Linked DNA regions of Homo sapiens: region 2 is linked to region 1. The links are chromatin loops, found by intact Hi-C in ENCODE. Cell type or tissue: mammary epithelial cell. All regions are shown on one strand. Links, peaks and the distances in the headings refer to the core of each region. The heading gives the core; the rest is flanking DNA. Region 1 overlaps ACAN (aggrecan). Region 2 has its middle 49 kb from the start of ACAN.

Region 1 (16,497 bases), core at 8,498-16,497:
TGGCAGCCAGGGTCAAGGGCCCAACCTTTCTTCGGGCAAAGTTAATCCTTTGCTGCACAGAAGGACTGCTCTGTGAATGCCCTGAAATCATACAGAAAATCCCAGGAGCGTGAACACTATTTCCTAAGAACTGTGTCCATAGCTTCCATCAGCTCTCAAAGAGAACCATGATCCAAGGAGCTAACTACATGTTTTTTTTTTTTTTGAGATGGAGTTTCGCTCTTGTTGCCCAGGCTGGAGTGCAATGGCGTGATCTTGGCTCACTGCAACCTCCGCCTCCCAGGTTCAAGCAATTCTCCTGCCTCAGCCACCATGCCTGGCTAATTTTTTGTATTTTTAGTAGAGACGGGGTTTCTCCATGTTGAGGCTAGTCTCGAACTCCTGACCTCAGGTGATCTGCCCGCCTCAGCCTCCCAAAGTGCTGGGATTACAGGCGTGAGCCACCACGCCTGGCCGCTAACTACATGTGTTCTATGAGGTGAGGTCCTTCCCAGACCCTGGAATCAGGGGTTGCAATTAGGGTCCAAATAATGAGGTTGGACTACAGATAACCCATCTCCTTTCTTACCTTTGACTAGATCCAAGGACTAAACTCCAAGAACCCGAGCATCTGTCCCCAAAACTGAAAGGATTGGACTAGTCACCCCTTGTTTCCCTACAGCCACATCCCAGGCACCTGGCCCTTGCTTTGTCCAGAAATTCAGCTATAACTCCACACATCTGATGGCCCTTTCTGGCAAGCAGGCATTTCCATCAGGACCCTCAGCTGCCAGACACATTTACTGGAGGTCACTTATTAAACCTGGGCTCAATTTCCACACAGGGAGGCTACTGAAGCATCACACTGGGTCTCCCAGCCCCTTCTCATAGAGGAAAGATCTCTCTGTCCTGCAGGGTTGGCAGTCAGCGCCAAGTAAAGGGAATTTAGCTCTTGGCCCAAGATCCCTGCCCAGGAAAGGTACTTGCGCCTGCTGGAAACTTTGGGCTGAAGTATACTCCTTTCCAAAAACTCAGGTCTGATATTTACACAAAGTCTGAAATTAATGCAGAGAAAACTTCCAAGTGCTTGGACTGGAGCAGAAGGCTGAGAACAGGAAGGGGCTGGTCCCTGGTACTAGTTTTGGTTTTTTGGTGGTTTTTTTTTTTCTTGTTTTTTCTCACAGAACAGGGCAAAGCTGAGTGTCCCTGGATGAGTGAAGCAGGAGGATTAATCATGCCCAGTGCTTCTCCACTTTAAACTGGTTTTCCTGGGAATTTGCAATTGAGAGTGGGGAGGGGTAAGAATCGTGGGAAAAGGCTGATGGTGTTCAGCCAAATTCATCCTTCACGTGCCCACCCTTCTACAGGCACATGCTTTGGGGCCATCCACGGCTGCAGCCACCCCATCCTTAGGAAGCACCACTGGCCTTCCTTTCCGGTACCTGGACTCAGCATCACTCCCAGCCTCTTGGAGATGCAGCCTTCATTCAGCACACAGCTCAGCTCTGAGTTCTGTTTTTGTCCCTAGATGTCTCTGGGGTCACCTACTACTCCCTGCTTGGTGGCCCAGGCCCATCCTTCTCCACTCTTGCACCTCTTTTAGCAGAAAAGGAGTGAGAATGGATATTTCCATGGGCCGTGTGTGCACTCCCGGCTACCCCTGACAGCTCTACTCAGAGCTACCCTCCCTCCTGGGGCTTCTTATGTGTTCTAAGGCTGAGGCAGGAAGACTGTGAGATCAGGTGACACTCAACAGTTATGATCGGTCTTAAGATTAACAGTCCTGGCCGGGCGCAGTGGCTCACGCCTGTAATCCCAACACTTTGGGAGGCCGAGGCAGGCAGACCACGAGATCAGGAGATCAAGACCATCCTGGCTAACACAGTGAAACCCCGTCTCTACTAAAAATACAAAAAATTAGCCAGGCGTGGTGGCGGGCACCTGTAGTCCCAGCTACTCAGGAGGCTGAGGCAGGAGAATGGCGTGAACCCAGGAGGCGGAGCTTGCAGTAAGCCAAGATTGCGCCACTGCACTCCCGGGTGACAGAGCGAGACTCCGTCTCAAAAAAAAAAACAACAACAACAACAAAAAGATTAACACTCCTTCTACTTCCAAACCTAATACAAAGGGACATTGCCTAGTGATTAAGAGAATTCATTCATTCAACAAATACTTGTTGAGCACCTACTATGTGCCAAGCACTGTTCTAGGCACCGGAAATACAGCAGTGAGAAAAACCAAAAAAACTCCCTGCCCTCATGGGGTGTATATTCAAGTAGCTGAAACAGACAGTGAACAAACAAAAAAGGACAATAATTTCAAATAATAATGATGCTATCGGCCAGGTGTGGTGGCTCATGCCTATAATCCCAGCATTTTGGGAAGCCAAGTCAAGCGGATTACCTGAGGTCAGGAGTTCAAGAACAGCCTGGCCAGCATGGTGAAACCCCATCTCTACTAAAAATACAAAAATTAGCCAGACATGGTGGCACACACCTGTAATCCCAGCTACTTGGGAGGCTGACGCAGGAGAATTGCTTGAGCCCGGGAGGTGGAGGTTGCAGTGAGCCAAGATCTGACAGGCCTTCAGCACCACTGCACTCTAGACTGGCTGACAGAGCGAGACTCTGTCAAAAAAAAAAAAGCTATAAATAGACTTTAACAGGGTAACATGATAGGGAGGGAGGGATAGGGGAGCAGGGTGGTCAAGGAAGGGACATTTAAACAGGCTAGAATGACAATGGCCAGCGAGGGAAAGATCCAGAAGTGTGTGCTGGAAGAAGAAAGAGCAAGCACAAAACCCTTAGGACAAAATCAGCTCGTGTGGTCAAGGCACAGCTAGAATGTGGCGGGGTTGAGGGTTTGGGGAATAGTGATCTGAGCAGGAGCAGGAGCGGATCACATGGGGCCTCACAGGCCCTGGGAAGGAGCTGGATTTTTCTCCAAGAACATTCATCCTTTTCTGCCATGAAGTCCATAGGCCAAGCTCCCTTTTGCTCCCACCCCCTCCAGCAGGATCAGACTACCCAGGGAACACGAGGACTTCTGGTGGGTGACTTGGAAGGAATAAGAGGAAGTTCCAAGTAAGTTGCCACAAGGAATCATCACTCTGTATCTCTTCTCCTAACTGGAAATAAGTAATTTCCAGAGGCCTCACCTATGAAAATTCTGGCCAAAGGTGCCAAGAAACTTCCCCAGATTCACCTAGATAGTACATTATGAGTCAAAGGTATGAATTCAGGTTGTGTTCTTAAGATACCCACCTTCTAGTGTACCATGTTATCTCCCAAGAGGCTTGAGAAGAGGCTATTCAGGAAACTGCATAGAGACTGGGTCCAAAGTGGACCTCAGAGAGAGGATGAAGAACAGCGTATCTCTTGTCCCAACAGGTCCAAGTCAAAGAGGTATTACTAGCAGGGACATAGATCAGTGAGTGAAGGGAATCACGACAGAGAGGCCAGAGAGGGGAGAGATTGATGTCATCTTTTCAAGTATTTCTGTACTACACGTCCTAAACCCCAGCCTGCTCCTTCCACTTCCTACTGTGCCCACCCCCACCTCCAGAAGCAGGCAGAACCTTCACCTAAAAGCTCACACAGGCCTTCGGCAAACCAAGGCCAGCTCTGTTTTTATTGTTTGACTAGCATCCGCCTGGCTCCTGGTCAGGACAGTGAGGTTGGCCTCGGACTGGCAGTGGCAGAAACAGCTCCGTGGGCTGATTTCTGAAGCTGAAGTTTCGAAGAGGCTTCAAAACACCCCTCTCCCTGTCCCTCTGTGATCAGCAACACAGGAAGCAGCAGGAGTTGGTCAGCTCTTCCAACTGCCAGAGGTACGCGGTCTCTCATGGTAGGATGGGACTTTAGAAAAGGTTAGAGACTCAGCTCACGTCGGGGGGCTCTACTGACTACCCACAGGTTGACTAGTAGGAATCCAGATATTTTTGAGCAGATGATGATCATGCTTTTGTAGGTGCTGGCTGAGACATAGCCCATTTAATCAGAAATGACTTGATTAGAGCTCTTGAAAAAGCTCATCCTGAAAACCCCTGGAGGAAGTTAACAGGACTGTCTGCAGCCCTGCCACGGAGCAGGGCATTTGTATAGTGGCCTTTTTTTTCTTTTTTTTTTTTTTTTTTTGGAGCCCCTGGGAAATTTGCCTGAAGGACACTGTGGAAGAGCCACCATGCTGGGCTGTAGGAGCCAGCTTTGCAGGGGACCCCTGGAGACACAGGGAAAGCCAGGACTCAGAGCCCCAGCAGGGCCCTGCCCTGTGGATGGAAGGTCCAGGAGTGGATCAGGAGTCCCACTTGGGAACCCCCTCCTCCAAAATGGACCCTGTGTTACTCATTGGCAAGATCCCACCAACCGTGCGCATATTCCAGGCACTCTGCCCATATTCCTGGGCAGAACTGGAAGAGATTTGGGTTTCCCTCTCTCGTGAACTAATTAGTGATGCATTTTCCCATCTACCAACCCCTAAAACTTTCCGGATCTGAAATTCCATGAGAACATTCCCCATATCCCCCTTGATTTATATTTGTTACCTAGTATGTTGTCTCCCCCTTGAAATGTGTTTGTTGACTGAATAATGGAATTAATGAGTAAAGCTAATGAGCGTAAAGGGACTGTAAATGCTGAGAAAACCATAGCATTGTAGCCACAGGACCTGGATTCCAAACCAAACTCAGCCACTCACTATCTGTGTGACTTTGGGCACGTTGTCTAACCTCTCTGAGCCATTGTCTTCCTTCCTATGAAGACTGTTCTAAGGATAAGAAACGGCACATGTACAGCTCAGAGAGGAGTTCCTGACATACAGCAGGCCCTTCCTAAAGATGGCCCCTAGATTGTTCCTGAAGCCATGGCATAAGTGGATTCTGGCTATAAAATGCCCACTGTTGCCTGAAGATAGAGAGGGGGTGACTGCCCTCCCTGACCACAGAGAAGCTCCAAGAGCTCTGTGGCAAGCCGTGGAGACGGCAGTGGCAGATTAGGCTCTTCCTTTACAGTCCACAGTTTTATTTGAACTCACATCCTAGTCCTGGGGTGAATAGAGGAATGATCCCTAGGCTAAAATAGTTGGTGGGGTGGGGGGCCCCATTGTTTGCTGTCACTGCAGAACAAATGACCATTCACTTACAGCATCATTTAAATTAGATACAGATGCAAATTGTATGTGGGTGGTGTTTCTTATCAGGCTAGCACCCATTAGTTGGGTGGCTACTTTGTGCAGAAACTGACCTCAGTGCCCCATTCACTTGGACCATCATTTAAATTCGATATAGATGCAAATTGCATGTGAGTGGCACTTTTTATCAGGCTAGCACCCATTAGTTGGGTGGCTACTTTGTGCAGAAACTGACCTCAGTGCCCATAGTAGGTGCTTGGTGTATCCATATTAGTTGAAATGCAGTGAGGGGCATACACAATGCAGGTGTTCTTGCTCCTCAGTGAGGGAGGAACCAGCCAGACAAACCTTGAGAAAGGAGGCCAACTCAGCATCTCTCATTTAAGTCCTACAGCGTCCTATGCTATTTGATAGATCCTATCTAATCAGCACTTTAGAGGTAAGGAAATTGAGCCTCGAGAGGTTAAATAATTGAGCCAAGGTCATATGCTCACAGGAAAGTGTCAGAGCTGCGATTCAGCCACATCTGTCTGACTCCCAATCATGCTCTTTCTGTTGCACCAGGGCCTGCTCCCACCCTGGCCATCGCACCCACCCATGCACACATCCCTTAAGTGGTTGGCCTAGTAGTTTGAAACAAAAGTGGGAAAGAAGCCACAAGCCAAGATGAGTCTGCTAATAAGTTGGTCATAACAACAAGAAATGACAAAGGACACAGGCAGACAGGAGAGCGTTTCAGGCTGGGGGAGGTTTCCAGGCGGTGGCATTTGCATGGGGCCTCAAGGAAGGTGGGAATAGGTCAGACATAGAGCTAAAGAGAGGGTGTTTTTTGAAGGAATGGAACTGTGTGAGCAAAAGAAGGGAGTGAAAGGACAGGGCCAGACCCTAGCCCCAGATTCAAATAGGGCACTGCCAGGGGATAAGACCCATGCCACATCGGCAGTCAGGTAACAAGTATAACCTGCAGGTATGACACTCTCCGTGGTGTCATTTCTCGGTTTCTTATTTTCTTTTCTCGCAGCTCCACTACCCGAGCCTTTTTTTTTGCTCCCCAGAGAGCCTCCCCTCACTTCTGTTAGATGTGTGCACCACCCTCCCAACCTCACAACTCTCCTTTCTGCCTTTTCGTCCCTAGCACAGTGAGGGCATGGGGGCATCTTTCTGAATAGGCTGGACCTTCCCAGAGAATGTGCTCAATAGGCAAGCGAAACCCTTGTGCATTGCCCTGGATGTTGCAGCAGAACAGCAAGCAATGAGCAGGTCCCTGGCCATGAGGGAGGCTGAGAGGGTGGAGATGCAGTTCCTTCTGTTCCCAGAAGTTAAAAAGGTGGAACTCTTCTCTGCACTGCGTGGAGCTGGCATTTGGAATCTCAGGGAACTCCAGAGTTAATTCTCCCACCTGCCCCCATTTCAGAGATGGAAAATCCGAGGCTCCGGGTCAGGCAGCCATTTTAGTCAGGGCCAAGGTTAGGACCCAGAGCCGACTCACTCATGTCTGCTATCTCTGGATACAGGTTTGTCTGCACTCACTAGGCTAGAAGCAACTCCAAGGAAAAACCTTTCTTTCCCTTCACTGGGCCCCTCTGTCTTAGCACAGAGCTGCTCAAGGCCAATCCTAGACAAAAGTATGGCCTTGAAGGGTTTATCTCCAGCACTCCCCACCCTGCTGCCAACTGTCTGTTTCACAGGACCTACACACTTGCCCGGAATGGAGAAAAACACATGGAATTTGATTTAAGATGCTTCAGTGATGACAGAGCAAGTAACAAATTTGGAAAAAGGAAATCAAAGATACGGAAAAAGACAAGGTGTTGAAGAAGGTGGGGAGAAGAGAAAGAGGAGGAAATATCAAAAGAGTATTGGCAGCTACAAAAATTACCTTCACAATTTCCCTGGGGGTGATGCTTGCATGATGATCCCAATTTACAGAAGGGAAAACTGTAAACTGAGGCCTTACATGAGTTTCCTGGTGAGTTAGGACAGAGCTGGGACTGAAATCAGCTTCCTGGCTTCCCGTTTCTATACCATCCCACCACGTCTGTTTAGAATATGTGGGAAGTTAACAGCTGCAGTTGGGGTGACTCTGGCCAGATATGCTCTTGGTGTAGGGTCCCTGGCCTTTTCCCTATGCTGGGTTTGAAATCCCAGCCTCGAGTGCATATGCTACTGCGTTTATGCACAGCTATCAGGATGATCTTGTTCATGAGCGAGTGACAAGAGAAAAGGTGCTATTGGGAGATTAGGCTGCAAATAAGTGATGTGCTGGTGACTGGTGACTACAGGAATGGGGCACCTTGGTCCTTTCGAATCCATCTTCTAGGACTTAAGTCAGGGACACAGAGCCACCTGGTCGCAGGCAAATCTTACTGGTCTACCAGTCTACCAAACCCCAACGTCTACTTACTCATCTAACAAGGAGGTGTCAAATACCATTTTGTGTTATTCCTGGTACTGTGTGAGTTAGCATAAAGGGATTTTGTTTTCATTTAAGACTTGATTTTCAAACTCTAGGAGGTCACAGTCTGCGTGATGAGACAGAGTTAGCACACATAAAACAACAGAAGAAAAATTGGGTGCTAAACAGTGTGTAGAAAGTCATAGCTGGGGGGAATACAACCCAGGGCCAAGGCCTGGTGAGGTTTCAGGGAGGAGGCCTGCAGGATCTGGGAGAGGAGGGTGGGCGTTCACGTAGCCAGCAAACATTTGCTGAGTCTACACTGATGTGGACTCACGCTGGGCCAGGGGAGGTGACATGGAGATGAACATTTCCTGACCATACCCTAGGGCTGGCAAACTGGCCTTGGTTTTAGGGCCAGCCTCAATGTCCCCAGGGACACATGGAGGACAGCACAATGAATGGAGAATGAGGCTTCATTCAAAGGAAAGAAAAGTGCTCATTATCCTTCCCCAGCCCGTTTCTTTATTTACTATTATAGTCATGCAACATTTAACAGGGATGCGTTCTGAGAAATGCATTCTTAGGCAATTTTGTCATCCAGCAACATGTGCAGTGGAGACCCCTCCACTAAAGTGTACTTACACAAACCTGGATGGTACAGCCTACTACACTCCTAGGCCATATGGTATAACCTAGTGCTCCTAGGTGACACACCCATACAGCATGTTACTGTACTGAATACTGTATTTTTACTGTACCTTTTGTATGTGTAGATAGGTTTAGATACACAAATACTTGCCTTTGTGTATACACAAATACTTCCCTCTGTGTATCTAAACCTATCTAAACCTATAAAAGATACAGTAAAAATCCTGTATAAAAGATAAACAATGGTACACCTATAGGGCATTTACCATGAACAGAGCTTGCAGGACTGGAAGTTGCTCTGGATGGGTGAGTGACTGAGTGGTGAGTGAATGCGAAGGCCTAGTGCATTATTGTACACTGGTGTAGGCTTTATAGACACTGTACACTTAGGCTACACTAAATTTGTAAAAATAAATAAAGTAATTGCACTATGACGCTACAACGGCTGCAGCATCACCAGGTGATCACCAGGTGATCGGCGTTTGTCAGCCCCATTAGAATCTTACAGGACCATCATCGTAGGTACAGTTTGTTGTTGACTGAAATGTTATGTGGCCCATGGCTGTAGTTACGTCCAGTAGTATGCTGGTAAATCCACTCTCAAAAAGGAAAAGAAAGAAAAAGAAAAAGAAGAAGTCTCACCTCGTTGATAGTGTCTGCTGATATCCATCATAACCAGTTTCAAACTACCAGTGTGATGTCACCGAACACAAAATTTGAAAGAGATGCATAAAATGGACTCTGGCCGGCTGGTGCCAATTGGCTGTAGCATAACACTGGTTCTCCTTGGAGCCCTGGGAAGGGGTGACCCTGATTGTTCCTCCTCTGGGCCGCACATGGCCTGTGACCTTCCCAAAATCACATGCTGCACTAAAGCGCTATCATTAATCAATACAGCCATGCACATCACAAGGAAGCAGCGTGTCTCTACCTGAGACTTACTGAATGTGAAGGGGTCTACCTCATTTGGCTGGGCACCACCTAGGTGCTCATCACATGTGAGCCTCCAGTCCCATCCTCAGCCCTCCGCCCCCCAAGGCCTAGGGTTGAAGGAGATCACTTCTAAGACGTACGGGCTGCCATTTGTCCATTCATTCATTCAGCAATTTCCTCTCTTTGTGCCACACACTACATTGGGTGCCAGGGAGACAGTGGGGAACAAGACAGACACAGCAGCTACCTTGTGAAGTTCATTAATGCTGGGAATTATGAGGGCCAGGCCCCCTGGCACTGAGTTCTGGTTTGGGCTCCACTTCCAACCTACCATATGGCCTTGAGCAACTCAGCCTCCTCCTTGGGCCTCAGTTTCTTCATCTGTAAAATGAAGAAGTTAGGCTTGATGTTCACTAAGGTCTCTCACAGCTTAGACCTTCTGTGGCTCCAGGGGGTAAAGAGAGGTCCAGAAGGCCGCCACAGGAGGAAGCGTTGGTTGGAGGGGCCAGGAATGTCTCCATGGAGGAACAGCAGGCAGGAAGCAGATTGGACCTCTGAAGATTCACCATGAGTCCCATGAAAGAGGAGGGGATGTGTTTTGGGTGGCTTCTGATGGTGGAACTCTTGGATGTAAATTATAATGTGGCTGAGCCATTTTGACTCAATCTTGAAAGTTCTTGAGTACAATTGGAGCTGCTCAGCCAAGGAATGGGCCACCTTGTGATGGAATGAGCACCTAACATGCAATCAGAGGCCAAAGACCACCTGGCTGAGCTGTATATACAGGATTCATGCCAGGGAGGTCATTATTGTAAAGCATCATGATCGTCAGTAGTGAAGGAATGAAAAAAAAGAAGTTGTGTGGTCCATTGTATTATGTGGAAAAGACAAATAGCATGCAAAAAGATTGCAATTACAGAAAAACACAAGTAGATACCTTAAAAAAAAAAAAAAAGACTAGAATGGCCAGGTACCATGGCTCACACCTGTAATCCCAGCACTTTGGGAGGCCAAAGTGGGTGGATCACTTGAGGACAGGAGTTCGAGACCAGCCTGCCCAACATGGTGAAACCATGTCTCTACCAAAAAATACAAAAATTAGCCAGGTATGGTGGCACACACCTGTAGTCTCAACTACTCGATGGTTGAGGCAGGACAATTGCTTGAACCTGGGAGGCAGAGGTTGCAGTGAGCCAAGATCATGCCACTGCACTCCAGCCTGGATGACTAGAAGGCAAACTATCAAAACACTAATAATGAGGATTCGGATTGTAGATGATGGTCATTTTTTTCCCCATTGTCCTATTTTCCAAATATTTGGTAGTATGATAATGTTGTGTTTGAAATGAATGCAGTTTTATTATTTATGGAAAGTCATCTGGTCCAACCCTCATCCTGGGACAGGAAGCCTCTCTACAACCACTAAACTCTCTTCCAATCCCCCAGTTCTGAGAGGCTCACTCAGGCCTGACAACCAGGGAGGTGGGAGGAAAGTTACACTGATGGATGCTTGCTGAGTGCCAGAGCCTGTGCTGGGTGCAGAGCCAAAGAAACAGTGTCCGGCCTGGAGGAGGGATGATGGCAGTCACATTATCTCACTCAGTCTTTGAAACAGCCGTGGGGCAGGTCCTAGATTATTAAGCAGTAGGCGTCCACCCACGTCGAGGAGGGGTCTCCACTGCACATGTTGCTGGAAGATGCATTCAGGGAGAGTGGGTGAGCTGCCTGTTCAATCCCATAATTTGATGGAATCCAGGCCAAGACCTTGGCCAGGTAGACAACCATGGGGTAGAGTCTGGCTGATGAGGAGGTGAAGGTTTCCTTGTCTGCAACCTGGACACATGCACGCATGCTCACACAGACACATAGCCTCAGCTCAAGCTAAAAGCACCTCACTTTCCCCTACCAAATCTCCACATAATGCTCTCTGAGAAAGTCAATTCCCTGGTGATGAACCCAAACCACATGACTCTCACCCGGCCTTCACCCAGCATCCCCTTCCTGCTCCCCAAGCTCCCCTCTCCACTTCATTTCAGGCTCCCCGTCCCCTTCCTCTGCCTCACCTATGCTGTCGCCCTGTCAGCACCTAATTCAGCTTCCCATGGAGAAAGGCCTCCCTGTTGACAGGGCCGTGCTGGGACTCAGGGCTGCCAAAGTCAGTCTTCTCGCATAAAAGGCTCAGTGAGTCCTGGAGACACTTGGAAGCCAGACAGAATGGAATTTCTCCCTATTTTCTTTACAGCTGAGAAAACACACACAAACACAAGAGCATATTTATTGCGATATTTCTATCCCAAAGTTTGTCTTTAAAAAAAAAAAAGAAATAAAATTAGTTTCTCTGCCCACTCCACCCCTATCCCCCTACCCCCACTCTCCTCCCCACCTCTTTTCATTCCTTCCCATTTCCTGGTTTAGGCCAGGGAGAGAAATCAAGCCGTCCAAGCCCCACAGAGCACTCCTACACCCCCGGACAATGTCCAGCTTGTTCAGAGAGTGAGGGAAGAAACACAGCTCCGAAAACATACACACAACCTCCCAATGAAGGGTGTTCTGAGGGAAGAACAGGCGGGCCTTGTGTCTGAACACGAATCCCTAAGGCTCTGGGAAGAGAGGAGCCGGAAAGTCTAGACCCCTCCCCAGAGTGGAGAAGACACTTTGCCCTCTGCCTTCTGGGGAACTATTTCCCAGCCGCAACTCGTCACATGGGGCTTGAACCAGAGCCCCTCATGGTGCCACAGCCTGCAGCCAGAGACTTTTCTTTAAAAGGCAGCATCTAGGTAGAAAAATCCCTAAGGAGACACAGGGGCTACTTCTCAGAACTTTGGGATTTTCCAGACTTTCTCCAGTGTGAGGATGACGTGCCTCATGCATTCACGCCATACCCCCAGCAGCACCCACAGACAGCCCTTTCATTTCTGGGGTGACTCGTATATGTAGCATAGGTGGTAGAAAGATGACACACTCAATCAACAGGAAGAAAGGGTCACTCGGAGTCCTGGGCCCACCCTGCCCCTGCCCCTGGCATTCCTGGATGGGAACACCAGTGCCCTCCCAACACCCCTCCTGAGCCTAGGGACTCCTGGGGTGCCCCCCTCATCCCCAAATCCATCCAGCCCCAGCCGGCGGTGACTGAGCCAAGAGCGACACCTGCTGGGCCACTGGACTCTGATAGAGCAAAAGTCTGGGAATGCCACGGGCGAGAGTTGCTGAAATCTCCAATCTTTTCTTTAGTCCCAGATCCTCCATCCGCTCCAAGGTTCCCTCCCTCTGTGATGCAAGCACTTCTTAAACCAAAAGGGGAGGGTAGGTGCTGATGCAAGTCCATCCAACAGAACAACTCGGGGAACATCACCAGGCATGCACCGTGGAGGGAAGGTCACAGGAGGTGTCTGTAATGGGACTGCACGTGTTCTAGGCCAGCGGTGCTCCATCTTGGCTGCACCTTAGAACCTTCCAAGCTCTAAAAATCCTGAGGTCCAGGCTGAAGCCCAGGTGATTTCAGTGTGCAGCTGAGGTTGAGAGCACTGCTCTGGTGGGTCTCCTGTACATTCTCTTGGGTCTTCTTGGGTCCACCTATGCTGGAGTCAGGGTTCCAATTGTGCACCTTTACACTGCGGTTGTCACAGACCTGTGTACTTATTATGACAGCTTTACAGCAGATGACGATAAGGAAGGTTTGTCTTTCTAATCCACATGAAGTCATTGATCTAGCAGGAGAGCTACAGCTTCCTAGGTCTAATTTCTCTCCTAAAATATTAATCCGTTCATCCCATAACCTCCTCAAGAGCTCTCTAGGTGAACATCTTTTCCCTGACATGAACCAGGCCCCTAAACCTTGCCTGAAACCTTGGAGGCTAGTCCATTCTAAAACACACGTGATCTCTGGATTTGAAGTTGGTGGCAGGCCCAAGTTTCATTAGGGATGTTGAGCAACTCATCACTTCTCTGGGCCTGAAGGACTGTGTTAGTCAGGGTTCTCCAAGGAAACAAACCAATAGGACACATGCACACAGACACACACATACGCACACAGACACACACATACACACACACACACACGAGAGACAGAGAGAGAGAGAATTATTATAAGGAATGGGTTCATGCAATTATAGAGGCTGGCAAGTCCCAAGGTCTGCATGATAAGTTGGTAAGCTAGACCAGGAGACCTGGTGGTGTAATTCTAGTCCAAGTTTGAAGGCTTGAGACCTAAATGAAATGATTGGAGTAGTTTCAGTTTGAAAGTCAGTAAGCTTGAGACCTAGGAAGAGCAGATGTTTCAATTCAAGTCCAAAGGGAAGAAAAAGCAATGTTCTAGCTCAAAGGCCATCCAGCACAAAGAATTCTCTCTTTCTCAGGACAGGTCAGTCTTTTCTCTCTATTCAGTCTTCAACTGATTGGACTAGACCCTCCCACATTAGGGAGGACCATCTGCTTTATTCAATCTACCAATTCCAATGTCAATCTCATCCAGAAACACCCTCACAGACACACCCAGCACAATGCTTGGCCAAATGTCTGGTTGCCCCGGCCCAGTCAGGTTGACTCATACAATTAACCATCACAGGAACTCATTCAGATGAGACTTCACTGGCTGAAAGATGGGAGGTTAGGTTTATTAGCCTAATGCCCGGAATTAAACTGAGAAACCTGTGAAGGTTTTGTGAGGGAAGGATTTTTTAAGAAAATATCTCACAAACCACGTGCAGCCTCCTTCTCTGGAGATGATTCCAGGTCCTTGGGTGTGGAATTATCACTTTGCATCATATGTCACATGACTCTGCTTGACCTCACCATGCCTTCACTGTCTAAATAACGCCTCTGCCTCCCCTCTTCCAGGTGAACTATGACCACTTTACTCTGGGTTTTCGTGACTCTGAGGGTCATCACTGCAGCTGTCACTGTAGAAACTTCAGGTGAGGACATTCCTATACATGTTTCACGTATTCAGTAGGCATGAGTAGTGGGTTTGAGTACTGGGTACTGAACCTGGTGCTACTGGTCCCAGGGATATAATTTCCCCTTTCCTGGACTTTTCCTGGCCCCACCCTTCCCCTGTTGATGCATGCATAACTGTGATGGGATAGCACCCATGCGCGGGCACACTCTTGCAGGAGCCTTGCTCAGATAACACTGCTCCTGACTGCCCTCAAGCCCCGACAGCTGGCAGGGAGAGCTCCCGGCAGGTGCCCTCCTTCCCTCCATGGATCTCAGTGAGGACTGCTGCGCACTGAGCTTGCCGGAGGGGCAGGACATAGACAAACCAGTGGAGAAAGGACCATTGAGGGAGGATCGGCTGGAGCACCAAAGAAGAAAGGTCACTTGGGAGACAGCCAGAGAAAAGCCCCAGGGAATCAGACAGGTCTTTGCCTTTTCTGCAAACCATCCTCGGGAAGCCCCAGCCTGGTCTCGTGCATGTGGAAGGCACTGGGTCTACTGCTAATCCAGCATTGGACCAAATGAGCAAAACTTCCACTGACCCCAGGATGGGCTTGACCCCAGAAGGGAAGGTATGTCTTCCCCAGGCCCAGACAAGAGAGGACTCTGCTCTTGGCTGTGTATTTTAGAGGCCCCCACTGGCCATCCTCCAGCCTCAACCCTCTCCAAAGGAAGGGGAGTCAGCAGGGCCAATGTGTCTGCCCAAATCTGCACTTCCCCTTTAGAGCACATTCTGGGGTCCCAGGATGCCCAGAATTTCCCCTCCAAGTGGGCCCAGGCCACATCCAGGGCCTGCATGGGTCCATCCTCCTACGGGGACACCATACCCCTGGTGGGAGCCACCCTGGGCCCAAGGGAGGGGCCAAGGAGTGGCTGTTTGTATGGGGTGTGGGCAGAGCAGGGCTGTGGGGCTGAGATAAGCACAGCAGCACATGAGACCCCCTCACAGTGCAGTCAGTGTGGGAAAAAGAAGGCGGCCCAGCTCCCCATGCTCCCACCCAGCCACTACAGCCCAAGGCAAAACACCAAGTAATCCAAGAATTCTGAATTTAAATCTGTGCTTTCAGGTCATTTTGAAAGGTACCATTGTCAAATAGGAAGATAGGACATAGAACTTAACAATCTGTTGGCCTGATTTACAACTTTTGCATCTGTAGACATATGGGACAAGGGCCTTCATTTGTACTGTTGCTGGGAGACCCACAGCCATGCAGCCCCTGGCTGTACCCAGGGGTGGTCCGCCCACACAGGGAAACCAGTTCATTAGGTTTGAGTGGGGCTTTAAAAACTGCTGAGCTGGGCACGACAGTCCCTTTCAGCTCTCCCCTGAGAACCACTACTGCTAAAACCAAGCCATGTCCAGGGTGCGAGGGCCCAGCACTCGGAGGAAGATGCCTGTGGAAGGGGCCAGTGGGACTGCCCAGGACATCAGAAGGTTAAGGCCTGGACTCTAAGCATTCCTCGCTCCCCTCCCCTTGCCCTGTGATGTATCTACAACCCACAAATATCTGAAACATTTTTTATTTCAACCTGTAGGCCCCCATGAAAGAACAGGTTTCATAAATGTATGAGTCTCCATGAAAGGTGCTTTTTTTTTTTTTTTGGAAAGCTGTTTTTTTTCTTTTTTTTTTTTCCCCATTCCCAGCAGATCTTTTGTTTCTAACAAGATTTGGTAAGCTTGTTGCACCTCCTCTATTGACACTCTCCATTATATTAACATGTTTGGAGTCTGATCCTATCCCATCGCCTCTCCTGCATCTGACTGTTTGCACACCAAAAGGTCTGATCTTCTCGGATGCTTCTCCACCTGAGTCCCCTGACTCCCAAACAGCAGAAGAGAGTGACTTGTCCCGGTGGCAAAATCAGGCTCGCACCCAAAAGCAGACCTCCCCAAATGGGACACATCTTAGAAGTTTTCTGTCTCAGCTTTAAAATTGTGTAGATTACTTTTCTACCCCAACATAATTTTTCCCAAAATCTTTGAGTTAAGCTGTCACTCCAAGGAGATGGGTCCTGTTTTATTCCACGCTTTGGTGCCCACTGCAGTACCCCAGTTTGAGAAACAGGGAGTTGGTCCTGACTCTGACGTCTCCCCTCCCTCCTCTGGAATCCTTTTCTAGCTCCATAGTTTCTGTCTCGAGATGCAGAGGCCAGGGGTCTTGAGGAACACTGCTCTGGAAAGGGCGTGGCAAGCCTTTCTGGGAATTCCCACATGACACGGGAGCATCCCCATCATAGAGACAGACACACTCATCGGATTTCGCTCTCTCAGGAGAGTGCATTGCTGGAAGGATGGATGGGGAGGCGGGGTGGTCCTCTCTAGGCACTAACAGGTCTCTCTTCTACCCCACCTCTCCCACACAGACCATGACAACTCGCTGAGTGTCAGCATCCCCCAACCGTCCCCGCTGAGGGTCCTCCTGGGGACCTCCCTCACCATCCCCTGCTATTTCATCGACCCCATGCACCCTGTGACC
Region 2 (16,497 bases), core at 5,336-13,335, 80 kb before region 1:
TTATAGTAGCCAAAAAAAAAATCAAATCAAATAAAAACAAATGAAATGTCTATTGATAGAATGGATAAATAAATCATGATCTATTCATACGATGGAATACTGTGGGTTAGTAAAAATGATTAACCACAGCTACACTCATGACCACAAACGAATTTCAAAATCATGATGAGCTAGTGACAGAAGAATGCACATTGCTAAAAATATGCAAGAAAATATAGGATAAAGTATTTATGACCTTGGGAATAGGAAGAATGTCTTTAAAAAGACATGCAAAGTATAATGGGAAAGATTGATAAAACTGACAATATTAAAATTAAAACATCCTGCATCATAAGCTACTATAAACAAAAGAGAAAGACAAGCCACAGGCTGGGAGAAGATAGTTGCAACACATTTAACTGATGAGGGATTAGTCTCCAGAATTCATAAAAGAATTATTAAACAACAGCAAAAAGACAAGCTCAAGAGTAAAAAATGGGCAAAGGGTATGTGAAAGGAAAATAAATCTTTATATATATATATATATATATTTTATTATACTTTAAGTTCTAAGGTACATGTGCACAACATGCAGGTTTGTTACATATGTATCCATATGCCATGTTGGTGTGCTGCATCCATTACCTCATCATTTACATTAGGTATATCTCCTAATGCTATCCCTCCCCCCAGAAAATAAATCTTGAGACCCCAAAATCGTTAAGCTAAAGGGAAAAGTCCACCTGGGAAGTGCTTAGGGCACACTTGCCTCCCATTCTTTTCAAAGTCATCCTTCTGCTCACTGAGATAAATGTATATCTGATTGCTTCCTTTGGAAAGGCTAATCAGAAACTCAAAAGAATGCAACTATTTTTCTCCTATCTACCTATGACCCAGAAGCCCCCTCCCCGCTTGGAGTTCTCCTGCCTTTCCAGACGTAACAAATCTTACATATATTGATTGTAAGATTGTTCATCTTATATATATTGACTGATGGCTCAGGTCTCCCTAAAATGTATAAAACCAAGCTGTGCCCTGACCACGTTGGGCACATGTCATCAGGACCTCCTGAGGCTCAGGGCACGTCCTTAACCTTAACAAAAGAAACTTTCTAAATGGACTGAGACCTGTCTTGGGTATTTTGGGTTAACAGGTATGAAGATGCAATTTACAGAAAAGGAAAGTGGAATGGCTAGCAAATTCACTGGAGATGGGAATATGCAAATAAAATCTCTGGTGCTTACACCCTAGGTTCCCACCCCAGGTTTTCAACACCAAGCTCATGACCCTGCCACTGTCACCACTCACTCTGTCCACCCATCTTCAGGCCCATTGGCTGCTGACCACACCACAGTGCTCAGCCTGACCTTTCTACTGTTCCTCTAGGTGCCAGTGCTCACCTGTCTCTTGAAGAATGGTGCACTCTGCTAGAGCTGTTCCAGTTCCCAGGAGGTAGACACATACAGCCCCTTCTTTCCCAAGTCACATACATACTTCCAGGGTAGCCAGGCTCAGGCAGGTTCAAGTCAAAGGAAAATCCTGTGGTTAATAAGATGATGGTCCCTTTCAACCCTCAACCCTGTTGCTGAGTCAGTCTCACCACGGCTGAGTCCTCCTTTCCCCATGGTGGACTCTTTTCCAATTTCTCAAATATCCATTTCCTTTGCCATTAAGTGTCTGTTGGCTTCCCCCCCCATCTTCCTGTATGTCTGAACCCCCAAGTATAAATACAATTTGAGATCATTTCCAACAGGCTATCCAGCCCCCATAAATGTCAATGAATGCCAAACATAATTCATGATTCTAAATTTTTTTCTGGGATAGGTAAAAATTGCCAATTTTTTTCATCAAGATAGAAAGCGAAAACAAAGAACTTTCGAAGAACCAAGCTAGGATGACATGTCAGTCATGGCATCCTGCTGAGAGGCCTACTGCTTTAACTTGGCCATGGTACGCCTATAGCATGTCTGCCTCAACTCCATTATTCCTCAAGTAAGAAATTCAGGAGTAAGAATAAAACCAGTCAAGATATACATGCTTCTTTCTCATCTGGCTGTAAACAAAGCCATGCCTTGGGATTAGCAAAAACTGCCATGTCACAGAATCACAGCTGTCTGATTTAAGTTCCCACCCATAGCAAGAATGCCCTCTAAAATTTTGCAGACCTGGTGACAATGAACTCTATTTAAATCCCTCCAGAAAAAAAAAAGGGGTGTAAAGTCTAACAATACCAAGCATAGGTATCCCCAGCTCACATCGTGGGACACAGTCAACCACTGTTCTCCATCAATATCTACTGAGTAATTTTTCATTCACTAAAATATTTATTAAAAGCTCTATTTGAATGTGGTCTTTGACCCATAAGCTTTATTTTGTGACTTGGAACATTTCTATATTTTTGCATGAAGGTTACATTTCGAAATCTAACCACCCTCAGAAAATAGCTTTTTGTGAATCTAAAAATTCTCAAGCTTGTTGTTTCAATGACTGGAAATGACATTTCTCTAAATGCTTTCTTTAAAAGCATACATAAATCAGCACCACTCACTGGCTACAAAAATACTGATGTAACTAACGGATTAAAAGTTATTTGCAGATCGTAGCATGCTAAATTTATCCTTAAGATCCACTCATGTCACCAAATATGGGTTTCTCAATAGTACTGAAAAATAAAGTTATTTTTAAATATAATGTAATCCAAATGTGGTCCCCTTGTCCCTCCTCATTCTTTCCTCTTTTCTATGTCCTCTTTAGCGGTGGCCAGATAATAAAATTTCTTCACATAGCTGCATTAATATTGCATAAAAATTGGAAAACAAAAGGAAATTTTCCAAACAAATGTAAGCATTTTTGTGTCTTTCTTCCTTTCTTTCATTCTTTCTTTCTGTTATTGTTGTTCATTTGCAAATATATTTGTTTATATACATTTTTGTGCCCCCTTATTTACTTTGTAGCAAATCCCCCCATCAACCCCCTCATCTCTGTGCTATGTGCAGCACCTTCCCTCTTGTCTCTCCATTGTCCTCTTGTGGACAGGGATCACATCTTTGTCCCTCTATAATTCCCTGGAGGGCACAGCAACTGGCACATTGCTGTGTGCTCTCAATACTATTCACTGAAATTCCAAGTCATCAACGAGCAAAGAACACACCAAGTCTTTAGAATTGTGACTTACCATGCTATGCCTAGATTGCATAATGAGAGAGATTGTGTTATTTTTCTCCCTTGATAAGAAAAATATTCAGGTTCAGAAAGCTTTCATAACCTGTCCCAGGTCACAGAGATGACAAGTGGCCCAGCGAGGATTCAAAGTTCCACTGAATCCAAACCCCAGACTCCTAACCAACCTGTATGACAAATCTCTTTTTGAATACAGAGGACTCTGTCTTTAATGATGCCCCTATTTCAAAGCTGGAGAGCTTCCACTGTTAGAAAAATGCACAGTCTGGGTCGGGCGTGGTGGCTCACGCCTATAGTCCTAGCACTTTGGGAGGCCAAGGCAGGCAGATCATTTGAGGTCAGGAGTTCAAGACCAGCCTGACCAACATGGTGAAACCCCCGTCTTTACTAAAAATACAAAAAATTAGCCATGCATGGTGGTGCACGCCTGTAATCCCAGCTACTTGGGAGGCTGAGATAGGAGAATGGTTTGAACCTGGGAAGCGGAAGCTGCAGTGAGCAGAGATCGCACCATTGCACTCTAGCCTGGGCGACAGAGCGAGATTCTGTCAAGAAAAGAAAAGAGCCCAGTGTGCCTTTGCGTAGTGATAGGCTTTGTAGTCAGTGATCATGCCTGCCCTGGTCTTCTCTACTCCAAGCTAGTCACCATCACCTTCCTCACACTTTCCCTCCTATAGCAAGGCCTCCAGTCTTCCCACCAGTATCAATCTCTTCCAGAGGCTTTTAGTCTGTGCACATATTGCTTCAAATATTGTGCCAACAGTTTGGCAATATTGCCCTTTGACTTGAAAATTAAAAGTCCCTCTTTTCTAAGAAAAGGCTATTTGTTCTCCAGCCATAGTAACAACTAAGCAGCACAAAGGATTTAAAACCTGACGTGCTACCTTGTCTTCAGTCTCACTGAAATCCATGCTCCTGAATCAGCCAATCATAAATGGCACATGATTCTGAAAGTCAGCCAATCAAAGATAGCTATATGCTTCTGCCATCCAATCAGCAATAGCTGCACTCTAATAACCACACCTCCTCAATTTAAGGTCAGCCAATCCCTTAATTCTCACTCTTGAAATTCTATTAATCCTTGAATTCCGTGCTTCCTCCAAACTTTGTTCAGAAAGACTGTCTCAAAGCACAATTTTCTCTTACTTTACAAACAGTAAATCCTGCTTTTTGTTTCAAGTTTTCACTATTGCCTTCTTCCTTTGATATCCCTAACAATTGTCTTTTCTAGGAGTTTATCCTAAGAAAATAACCAAGCATATGTGCAAAGATTTAGCATTAGAGATGACTTCGTTTATGATGGAGAAGCAGCATGTGTCCAACAGTAGCCTATTAGGTATAAATTTTGATATTTCCATCAAATGGAATAAATGCTAAAATAACCATGAAAAATCAAGTTGTGGCAGATTATTTTATTTTATTGATATGGGAAAATGTCCAAGACATGTTAGTGGAAAAAGCAGATTGTAATGTAGTATTTATAATATGATTCCAATTTTATGAAGTATTTAAGTATATATGTATAGGAAAAAAGACTAGAAGGATATATAGGAAGCCATCAATAGTTATTATAGGAGCTAGGATTACAGGCAATTTTCCTTCTTTCAATTTTCAGCATTTTCTTAATTTTCTGCAATGATACACATATTGCTTCTGTAATTTAAGAGAAAAGAGCATTTTTTAAAAGTAATATCCAGAATAGAACACAATCCACTGATGAGTGCAGAGAGCAAGACCGAGTACAGACAAATGCCTCCTTGATAATGCAGATACCGAATCTGATCATGTATCACATGCAGCTCCGTAATGCTGTAGGCACATATTGAGTTCAAGGTTAATTACATCCTCCTTGTTCTTTCCTCTTGTATACTCCCAGTCATGACCTCTCAAGTGCAATTTGTTAAAATTGAACTCATTTTCCTCTGGTTCCCTGCCTGCTCTGTCTACATATCCCCTCCCAACACAAACACACACACACACACACACACACACACACACACACACACACACCTTTCACCAAAGCAAGCTCTCCACAATCCTAAGTCCTCCCAGGCCTTCAGGCTCTTCTTCCCTTTGCATCCTGTCCCTTAACAAGCCCTCCAGATATTCTTCCAGAATGCCCTGTGCATTCGCCCCCTTCTGCCAAAACTCTACTTCAACTTTTCCTACCCGATAAGGTATATCAGACTGGCAACCTGAGAACCAAACATTGCCCCAAACTAGTTTTTCTTGACCCACATACTATTGAATTATAGACCAACAATTATGGATTAAGAGGCTTCACATAAAAATACAAAATTCTGGCCTCTTACTAAAATAAAACAAAACAAAATGCTATGTTGAAGTTGAGAAGTGACTTCCCCTTTAGACACAGCTAATCCCTTCCAGTTTTCCACAGTCTCCAGCACTCCCTATTGCACCTCTAATACCAAGAGTTCCAGAGGTCATTTAATGTCAAACTTGCTCAGTTGTTTTTCTTGCACAGTCCCCGTGGGCATTTGAGTGTGTGACCCTGACCTAGATTCAATGAATTTTAGTCGCAAGCAGCCTTCAAAATCCTTTTAGAGTAGAAATATCTTCTATATATTTTTAAAATAGCATTTTATCTTTGTTCTAATTAATTACAAAATGATAAATTGCCTAAGAATTGATAAGGTAGAAAATGCATCTCAGCTTTCCCTTTTTATCTCTGAACAAACAAGAAAAGGAAGACTGAGGCTGGGCACAGTGGCTCACACTTGTAATCCCAGCACTTTAGGAGGCCAAGGCAGGAGGATTGCATGAGGTCAGGAATCTGAGACCATGCCTATGGTCCAAGCTACTCAGGAGGCTGAGGCAGGAGGATCATTGAGCCCAGGAGATTAAGGCTGCAGTGAGCCATCATGCCACTGCTCTCTAGCCTGGGTGACAGAGCAAGACCTTGTCACAAAGAGAAAAAGAAAAGGAAGACTAAGTTGACCACATAATACAATATTTTGTTTCTTAAGTTGCACTAGCTGAAATGGTCTTTTATTTTTAAAAACCATACATTTCAGCTTTCATCTACATGTTGTTATTAAGAAAGAATCATGAGCTTTTTATGGAAGAAAATAAAAGACACGTGATGCTTTCATTGAAGAAGTTCACATGTCTTATTTTTGGCTGGTGTCCTAAAAAGGAAATTGTGGTAAAAAAAGAGATAGATAGATAGATGATAGATAGATAGATAGATAGATAGATAGATAGATAGATAGATAGAGAACTTACAGGTAAACCCCTATTTCTTACCTCTTGGCAACTGCCTTAGCAGACACTTATGGAGAAAGAAGATATTCTTTAGTTTTTTGATGCAGATGCAAAAATGAAGGTGAAAAACTATCAAAACAAATCACTGCTTAACATTCCCAGGTATTTCACTTCTAATATGAGGTTACAGGAAAAAAAAAATCCCTGGTATATCTTCCGAATGTGAAGCCTATCTGCCTTTTACACTGTAGGGTGGAGAACATCACAATGAGCAAGTATGCCCTTTGAGTAGGGAAAAAAAGATTGAAACGAGCCCTCCTGAAGAGAGATTTCTGTTGTAGTTCAAGTTACCTTTATCGGCTTTGAATCAATATAACCTTGGAAATCATGGTGTGTTCTAATCAAATCAAGGGATGAGCATCTCTTAAATCTAACAATAAAATAATAGAATTATTATAATTCTGTGACCTCGACAATGGGTTGGCCCAGAAGAGAGCAAATGACCCAGCAGAGACAACTGTGTGGACTTGTGCCCCAAAGGGCAGGCAGCAAGACAGAATACGATGCTGCTGCGTGCAGCCCTGTGAACTCCTCCTCCCACAGGGAACTGATGTAACTGGAAGGTGCCAAATCCTCCTTAGACCACCCCTGCTCTCTACCAGTCCCCACCTTGAAATAAGTCTAAATAGCACCCCTCCGCCCCCACCCCCCAAAAAATCCCAACTACAAAAGCATTGAAGAGTAATTATAAATTTACTACAGGTCCCTAAGGGAAGTAGAAGGAAGTCACATCATATCCCACCCAACATAACATTCTCAAGTCCCTCTTAATCATGTCTGTTTTCTCTCTCCAGCCCCTTTTTAGAGCTGCCTAGCCTCTTCTCTCATCTCCCTCCCATCACCCTGGCTTCCTCCCACCTCTCAGATCTTTTTTTTTTCTGAATCCTACTACACCAGCTGTTCTCAACACTGGCTGCATCTCATGATCCCCTGGGGAGCTTACAAAGTAAACCAGTGCAGAGTCTCACCCTCAGAGACACTGATTCAACTATCCTGGGGTAGGATCTGGGCCTATTATTGTTTCCAAGCTACCCAGGACTTCTAAGGTGCCACCAGAACCACAGTTCTCCAAATTTCCTTGTGTAGAACATCTTAATTTCTCTGACATGCATCCTTACTCTTCACCCAACCCTCTAAAGAAGGCCGTGATTGTCTTCTTCTGTCACATTGATAAGTTGGCATGTAGTTGACAAGTTAGTCTCTTGTAAAGTTTAAAGCATAGGAATTCATTTCATCAGAGCTGTAATTTAAAAAAAATTCTTTTCTTTCTGCACAATAAGTTTAACACAGGAAACAATTATGAATGCATGCTAAGGTTTCATTACAAGGATGTTCACAGTTCATAAAAGTAAAAATCTGTAATCTAGCAATAGATTCGGTTAAATAAATCTATAGCTAATAAATAATTTGTTAAATAATTTGTAGCACATTTTTATGGTAGAATAATATGCATCATTATAATAACCATATCTTAAAATAAAACTATCATAATAATTTCCCTTTTTAGTATTAATAAACAACCTCAAACTGAGAGGAAAGTTGAATCATATATATATGAATACCAATATATCCTTCCCCTAGATTCACTTATTGTTAACATTTGCTACGTGCTTGCTTGCTCCCCTCTCATTGATATTTGAATGTATGTTCTGTTGTTGCTGGGTTTTGTTTTGTTTTCGCAGAATCATTTGAAAGTAAACTGCAGACACTGTGTTACTTCACCTCTAAGCACTGCAAACATCTCATTTCCTAAGAATGAACACCTTAGCCTACATGAACTGTATTACCATACCACACCCCAGACATCAATATTGATGTAATAATATAATCTAATATGAAGTCCATATTCAACTTCCTCCAGTTATCCCCAAAATGTTTATGTAGCTTTTTCCTTTTTAAAACAAGAAATCCAGCGTCCATTCAAGGATGATGTATTGCATTTGGTTGTCATGTCTATTTAGTCACGTTAATCTAGAGTAGTCCCCAGTCTTTTTTTTTTTTGAGTTCAGGCTCATTTTGCCAAAAGTCTCACAATCTGGGTATCTGATTGTTTCTTTATAACTATGTTTGGGCTAAACGTTTTTAGCAAAAAGACCACCTAGACAATGTTTGTTCTTTCTCTTGTATTACATGAAGACATTCATAATGTCAAGTTGTTCCATTATTCATGATGATATATTGGATCCCTCACATAAAGTGACTTTTTCCAGACCTCTCCAATGTAAAGCACTTTTAACTCGTTGAAATTCACAACTTAGCTGTAGGATGACACTTTGAAATGGTGTGAATATCTTTTCCCCAACAACTTTCCCCCAGTGCATCCATTGATGATCCTTTCCTGAATCAATTATTACAACGATGGTTGCAAAACAGCTTATAACATAATATTAAATGAAAAAAACTAGGGCACAAAGCTACAGACCATACAGTCTCAACCATTGGTGTTTGGAGCTGATTCTTACTGGCCCTCAAAAGCCAATTGCTAATTCTTGAGAAATTTTGAAAGTCAGTTGTTAAACTGTTGGTTGCCTGAAATTCACCATGGTGAGAGTATGTACAACACAGATCCCAGCAAGTGCTATAAACCAGGGACTTTTTAAAAAGAGCTGATTTAACAGCACACTACTGATATATATAAAATGTATATACACATATGTGCTACATTACTCCATTCTTACATTGCTATAAAGAAATACCTGAGACTGGGTAATTTATAAAGAAAAGGGGTTTAATTGGCTCACAGTTCCATAGGCTGTACAGAAAGCATGATGCTGGCATCTTGCTCAGCTTCTAGGGTGGGCTCAGGAAACTTACAATCGTGGCAGAAGGTGAAGGAGGAGCAGACACGTCTTACATGGCAGGAGCAGGAGCAAGAGAGAGAAGGGGAGGTGCTACACACTTTTTTTCCCTCCAGAGACAGAGTCTTGCTCTATTGCCCAGGCTGGAGTGCAGTGGTGTGATCTCGGCTCGCTGCAACCTCTGCCTCCTGGGTTCAAGCAATTCTCCTGACTCATCCTCCCGAGTAGCTGGGACTACAGGCACGTGCCACCACACACAGTTAATTTTTGTATTCTTAGCAGAGATGGAGTTTCACCATGTTGGCCAGGCTGGTCTCAAACTCTTGACCTCATGATCCACCTGCCTTGGCCTCCCAAAGTGCTGGGATTACAGGCATGAGCTACTCTACCCAGCCCGGTGCTACACACTTTTAAACAGCCAGATCTTACAATAACTCACTCACTATTAGGAGAACAGTACCAAGAGATGGTGCTAAACCATTCATGAAGGACCACCCCCATGATCCAACCACCTCCTACCAGGCCCCACCTCCAACACTGGGGATTACAATTCAGCATGAGATTTGGGCAGGGACACAGATCCAAACCATATCACATGCTTTAAACATAAAGGAACTCTAAGAAAATATAAGAAAGTGATGATCTGTGTGAGACTATGGATGATTTCTACTTTTCGGCTTTGTCCTTTCCTGTATTTTTCAAGATTCTCATAATGAACATGTATTAGTCAAGGTTCTCTAGAGAGACAGGGCTAATAGGATAGATGTATATATGAAAGGGGGTTTATTGAGTATTGACTCGCATTATTACAAGGTGAAGTCCCACAATAGGCCATCTGCAAGCTGAGGAGCAAGGAAGCCAGTCCGAGTCCCAAAACCTCAAAAGTAGGGAAGCTGACAGTGCAGCCTTCAGTCTGTGGCGGAAGGCCCAAGGGCTCCGGGCAAACCACTGGTATAGGTCAAAGAGTCCAAAAGCCGAAGAGCTTGGAGTCTAATGTTTGAGGGCAGAAAGCATCCAGCACAGGAGAAAGATGAAGGCTGGAAGACTCAGCCAGTCTAGTCTTTCCATGGTCCTCTGCCTGCTTTTATCCTAGCCTTGCTAGCAGCTGATTAAATGATGCCCAACCAGATTGAGGGTGGGTCTGCCTCTCCCAGTCCACTGACTCAAATGTTAATCTCCTTTGGCAACACCCTCACAGACACACCCAGAAACAATACTTTGCATCCTTCAATCCAACCACGTTGACACTCAATATTAACCATCACAGGGCATCTGTTACTTCTGTGTTTTTAACGCCTTTTTTAATGAGTGCCAATACCTACACCCACAACGAGCCCCCAGTTATAACCAGCATCACTCTCTCTATAGTGACACCTTAGACTCAGAAGTTCGGGGGACTTCAAGGTTACCCTTGAGGAAATGCTTGAACCTACTACCATGCTGTAATTTCATAGCCCCAAACTCTAAACAAGAAACTGAAATACAATTTGGAGGTCAGTCTAATGGAGAGAGAGGCAGTTGCAGCTTGAAGTTCTCTTTGAGAGTGCTGGCCTTGTGGGCCTGAGGGGACCAAGAAGAGGTATTCAAAAATAGCACATAGATCTTTAGAAACAAGGAGCCAGGGCCCACTTCCAAAGAGACTAACTAGAAACCTTCTGGATAGGATCCATCCCTCGTTTCGTGGTCACCAGTTAAGAGACACTGATATTGAAGCACGCAATTGGGCAGGAACACTCTGGAAGGCAGAGTTGTGCAGAGGCCCCCAAAGCGTGATCTTTGTTTGGTTACAGCCATCAATTGCTCTTCCAACAAAGGCAGAAACTGTGGATTTAGTGATTTGGGTGTCCCAGATATATGTCCTCAAGGCTGTTATAACAGGCTCCAGCTGTCCTGGTATATATTGATTGCTACAGTCTCAAATGCATGGCAGAGACAAACTATCGGAGGGAGGGTTCAAACCATTCTGCTTCTTATTTAGGTCCATTTAAATGCCAGACACTTTGGCATACATTATCACATTCTGATCCTCACTACACTTTGAAGTCAGCAGGTCAGGTTGCATTATGCATTTTCAAAAAGGAAATGATTTAATGCTTAGAGAAGTTGAGTGAGTTGCCCCAGGGTCCACGGTCACTGTGTTCTGCTGAGACTGGCATAGGCTCTGAGAGAGTGAGGAACATTACTAGGCCTTGGAGTTTCTTCACACCTAGTTTGTCAGAAGAAGGAAGCACCAAGAGATTCAGAAGAAATGGCATACCCAAGAAGAGGGCATGCCTTTGCTGATGTGTTCTGGAGAACCAGCGTGGCCAGTAGAAGGCAGAACCATAACTGGGAGTTAGTACCATGTGCCGATTTTATGGATGAAGGACCCTGAAGCTTAGACCATGTGATCTTTAGAAAGAGATCACCTGGTTCTAGATCCAGTTCTGCTGACCACCAGGGTAATGCTGGGCATGCTCCTCCCCTTCCCCCATGGGAGACTCAGATTCTCCAAAACAGAAAGAAGTGAGGAGATCACCTCCAAGGCATAGTCCAGCTCTAGGATACGGATGCTTTCTGTTCATCTTCATTCTATTCGGTATTCTACGGTTAATGCATTTGGCTAGCAAACCAATTTGATTTCTTATTATAAATACTTCATCTTCTTTCATATAAATGCTGGTAAATATGAAGTTATATGTCCCCAGAGGGACCTTGTTTTCCATGCCAAACCACAATGCCTGTTACGACCAAAAAAAGTGGCAGCTTTAATCTCCTGCTGACCGCCATTAGAGATTAATGCAGAGTGCAGAGCAGGCAATACTCCAGACAGTGTCAGGACATCGTCCCAAACCTTGACCAAGCTTTTAATCATGTTCCTGAGTAGATTTCCAAGGTTTTATCTGAGCCCAAAGACCTCACTAATATCCCAGCACTTTGGGAGGCCGAGGTGGGTGGATCACGAGGTCAGGAGATCGAGACCATCCTCGTGAACATGGTGAAACGCTGTCTCTACTAAAAACACACACACACACACACACACATAAAAAATTAGCCAGGCATGGTGGTGGGTGCCTGTAGTCCCAACTACTCGGGAGGCTAAGGCAGGAGAATGGCGTGAACCCAGGAGATGGAGCTTGCAGTGAGCCGAGATCGTGCCACTGCACTCTGGCCTGGGCAACAGAGCAAAACTCCATCTCAAAATAAATAAATAAATAAATAAATAAATAAAATAATGCTTAATGTGTATTGAGAATTTATTATGTGCCATGTGCTGCTCCCTGTGCTTTCCATATCTTTTTTGTTTAGCCCTCATAACAACTCTCTGAAGTTGTTACTATATCCATTTCACACATAAGGAAGGTGAAGCACAGAAAGGGCAGGTAACTTGTACAATGTCACACAGCGAGTAAGTGGTGGAGCCAGGATTCAAACCCACACTTTTTGCCTCCAGCCTGGTTTATCCAATGCATGCTGGAGCTATTTGTCCTCGATAAGATCAAGGAATTTTTGGGCATCTACTATGGGATGAACATATCACCACTGTGCTGAGATGATTATTTTGAAATGTTAACTTGGGTTTTGTTGTGTATCCTGTGGCCCTTTCTGCATTCCAGCAGATCTGGCATGTGGCATCTTTTGCCTCAGAGGAGGGGTAATGAGGCAGAATGACAGAAAAAAAAAATGAGACTTCTCCTGGCTTCTGAGTTGAAGCCCTAGAGGTAATGAGAAGACTTTAGCAAAGGTTTGCAAAGAATGTGCAGTGAAAGAACAGGCTTGGAGCCCAGAGGCCAGACAAGAGGCCCCTGATTATGGGTAAGAGACCCGGAGAGTGGAGATGCTGGTGTGTCCAGGGGAAGTGGAGCCTCTTTCTGTCCCCACCTCTGGTCAGGATGGAGGTAATGAAAAGGTTCATAAAATCTGAGATCTGAGAGTAATGAGGAGATGGCAACAAGCCCAGGTAGAGATGTCTGAGTGGGGTATCCAGGCAGAAGACAGGCCTAAGCACCTTCACTAAGCTCCCATGTCCCAGCAGAGCAGGGAGGCACCCGTGTGTGCAAGGGTGGCCCTGGAGGACAAGGAGAGTTATCCAACCTGAAGGACCCTCTCCTATGGAGACAAGAATGGTATAGGAGTAACCCACAGCCCCAGCCCCAACCCCTTGGCACAACTCTAGGAGAAAGAAGGAGGAACGATGGGTTGACTGAGATATTAATATTTCCCACCGTGCAATGGAAACAGGACTTGGAGCAGAGGTAAGTCACCATAAGATAAAGTAACATTTTTTTTGTACACTGGATTTTGTGAACTGAAATTTGTACTAATTATTTTGAACAACAGGATTTTGAAAGCATGAAATATGATCCTGTTTTTAAGTAACTCTCAACCCAAGCAGGAGATAACTGTGCTATAATGGACAGAACCCAGGATGCATAAGGTCACGACGTCTGGTCTCAAGTTCAGCTCCCCCACTTACCAGCTGAGAGACTTTGCCCAGGTCTCTCAAATGGTCTAAGCTTCAGGGTCCTTCATCTGTAGAATGCACATGGCACTAACTCACTGGTTGTAGGGTGTATTAAATGAAAGGCATATAAAGGAATTGTATGAGACTTTAGCATGCTATAAAACTGAAAGAAATTATTATTATTATTATTATTACTATCATTACCAAGACACATCAAACAATTGGGGAACTCAAGATAGAAATCACTTGGTACTGCATAGTGCATGCAAGAGGTCCAGAAAGGACTAGAATATATCACAGATATAAAGTGGGAATTCAAATGCCCTCCCTTCCAAATGATCATGATTGTCTTTCCTTGTGGTGAAAAAGTTGCAACAGGTTTTTTAAGTCCTAACCACGGGACTCAGCACACTTCTCACTTAGCTGGCCCTAGCTTGCTCCTCCATGTTCTCCACCCAAACCAATTCATTACTGCCCATGGGCCTCACCTAGTGTAGGTCCCTCAGCCAACCTCATGCCTCCCTGCATTCATCCACGTCCAGGTGCCCACCACCACCATGCCAAGACCTCCAGGGCCCATGTTCTGCAGGAGACAGAGCCCACTTGGGAGAATGTCTGTGACAAGAAGCACAGCACCAGCCCAAGCTCCCACACTCACCATCAGCCATGGAGGATTAGGGATGCCTCAGAGCACATATTTATTTGCAAACAGCTCTCACTGCCCAAGGTGGAAATCTCCTGAGTGTTGAGCATCAACCACCAGGAAAGAGCCTTTCTTCTGTGTTTTCTCCTAAGACCCTTCACCAAGGTTGCTGGGGTGAAGGGCCTTAGGAGACAGATCACACTGTCACCCAGAAGCTACTGCTGAATGCAGAGCTGACAGGCCAGCCTGGTCCTTTCGCTGAAAAAGGTACTGGGTCTATCAACAACTATTTATTGAGGACCTATTATGGGCCAAATAGTGATCTAGGCACTAGGCATACAGTGGTGGACAAAACAGACAAGTATTTCTGCCCTCATGGAGCTTACATTCTACTGTGTATAGCAGGAGAAGGAAGAGGAAGACCAATAGTTCACAAAACGAGTAAGTAAAATATGTAGCATGTCAAGTGTCAGTAGTGCAATGGAGGAAAATAGAGGAAAGGAGAGGAAATGCCAGCTTGTGGAAAGGGCTGCAGTTTTACATGAGGAGGTCAGAGAAGGCCCCACTGAGAAGGTAACAGATGAGCAAGGACTTCTGGAGAGTGAAAGAGTGAGGCATGCATGTATTCAGTGGAAGGGGGATCCAAGAAGCAGATCTAGCAGGTGCAGAGGTTCTGAAGTGAGAGCATGGCTAGGAAGAAACAGATTTGTATTCGCAGAATCTGGTCCCAGACAGACCTGCTCTTAAACCAGACCGAAGACAAGAAGTTGTTTTCATTTTTTTAAATTTTTCTTTAGTGACTTGCCTTTACTGTGTTTTCCCCAAAGCAATCAATTTAATTTTCAGAAACAACTGTATTTACTTTCTTATTTGTATTTCATTGTATCATATAATGTTTGTTTAAATTATTTCATTACAATAAGTATGACTGGCATAAATAAATTTGGGAAATGACCACAATTGACTCTTGTTCAACAACAAGAACAACAAGAAAACTCAATAGATGACAGCAGAAGTAGACAGGCGTTCTAGACAGTAGCTGAGAGCATTTCAGATTGCTAGGACCTCCGTCAATATGTTTTGCAGAGGGAATAAGAAGGTCTATAAATGTAGCCAGTCATTTAAACAGAATAAGAATAAGATGGCTTTCCCAATGGCTTACGATTGACCCCAATAGCATGCCTTCAGTTGTGATCCTCAGATACATGGGACTTCTGTGTTTCTCCTTCCTCACTATTACCACAACTGGAGGAGCTCTTTGGATTATTTAGTGCACCACTATGTAATGAATTTAATTAAGGCATATCTGTGACATATAGGAGCATTGCTTTGATGCTTGTAACTCTAGGTGACACATTTTTTTTTTTTTTTTGAGATGGAGTCGCGCTCTGTCGCCCAGGCTGCAGTGCAGTGGCACCATCTCGGCTCACTGCAAGCTCCGCCTCCCGGGTTCAAGCCATTCTCCTGTCTCGGCCTCCCGAGTAGCTGGGACTACAGGCGTCCGCTACCATGCCCGGCTAATTTTTTTTTTGTATTTTTAGTAGAGACAGGGTTTCACTGTGTTAGCCAGGATGGTCTTGATCTCCTGACCTCATGATCCACCCACCTCGGCCTCCCAAAGTGCTGGGATTACAGGTGTGAGCCACCGCGCCCAGCCAGTGACACAAATTTTTAAGAACTGGTGGCTCAGTGGCATTTGAGCTTCTGTTTCTCCCTGTTAAATAAGCCAAGTTCTTTAGCTTTTCTTCCTGAACTTAATTTTCTATTCTTTCCTCATGTTCTAAAGGCAAATTATGATTTAAGTTATAAAGCCCAGGAGTAACAACAAGTTGTTTTAAATGAAAGCAGCTCCTGTTTTCAGACTGATCGATTATTCCCTTTCCTGGGTTGTCTGGCTTTGTATACAGTGGGAATGTCCTTGCTGTCCAGATCCCACCTCAGTGCATTCTTGTCATAGTCTCTCCTGATATCTGCCTTACAGAGGTTAGTGGTGGCAGCTGTTCTCTGAAGCTCCCGACTTTGGCCTCAGGTTTACCCCCAAGGACACTGCCTTGGGCAGTGGACACACTGGAACCTAGTCCCCATCCCAGGTACCAGCAAGGACCCACAAAGGAGAGGGTTCCTGTTCCCAGAGCCATCTGGCTTCCCTATCCCATGTACTCTCCATT

The links. Peaks named below come from ENCODE experiments on the same cell type or tissue, not always from the same donor. Only the 100,000 strongest peaks of a DNase experiment are listed, where the experiment ranks them.
Region 2: it touches region 1 in a loop (2.0-fold over the local background); 3 of 110 quality-filtered maps call a loop at or near these places.

What each region holds. Positions count from the first base shown.
Region 1 is chr15:88,822,279-88,838,775 of GRCh38, forward strand. It overlaps ACAN (aggrecan), which reads left to right. Exons shown (of 19, transcript NM_001369268.1): 2 at 13,922-13,998; 3 at 16,385-16,497. The coding sequence starts at 13,929. Among named protein-coding and RNA genes, the nearest start is that of ACAN, 27 kb to the left of the region's middle. In mammary epithelial cell, for the core only: a CTCF peak has its summit at 12,240 (motif pointing left); DNase peaks (open chromatin) are centred at 11,993 and 13,603; H3K27ac peaks cover 778 bases.
Region 2 is chr15:88,745,768-88,762,264 of GRCh38, forward strand. No RefSeq gene overlaps it. Among named protein-coding and RNA genes, the nearest start is that of ACAN, 49 kb to the right of the region's middle. In mammary epithelial cell, for the core only: no CTCF peak of the experiment used is centred there; no DNase peak of the experiment used is centred there; H3K27me3 peaks cover 335 bases.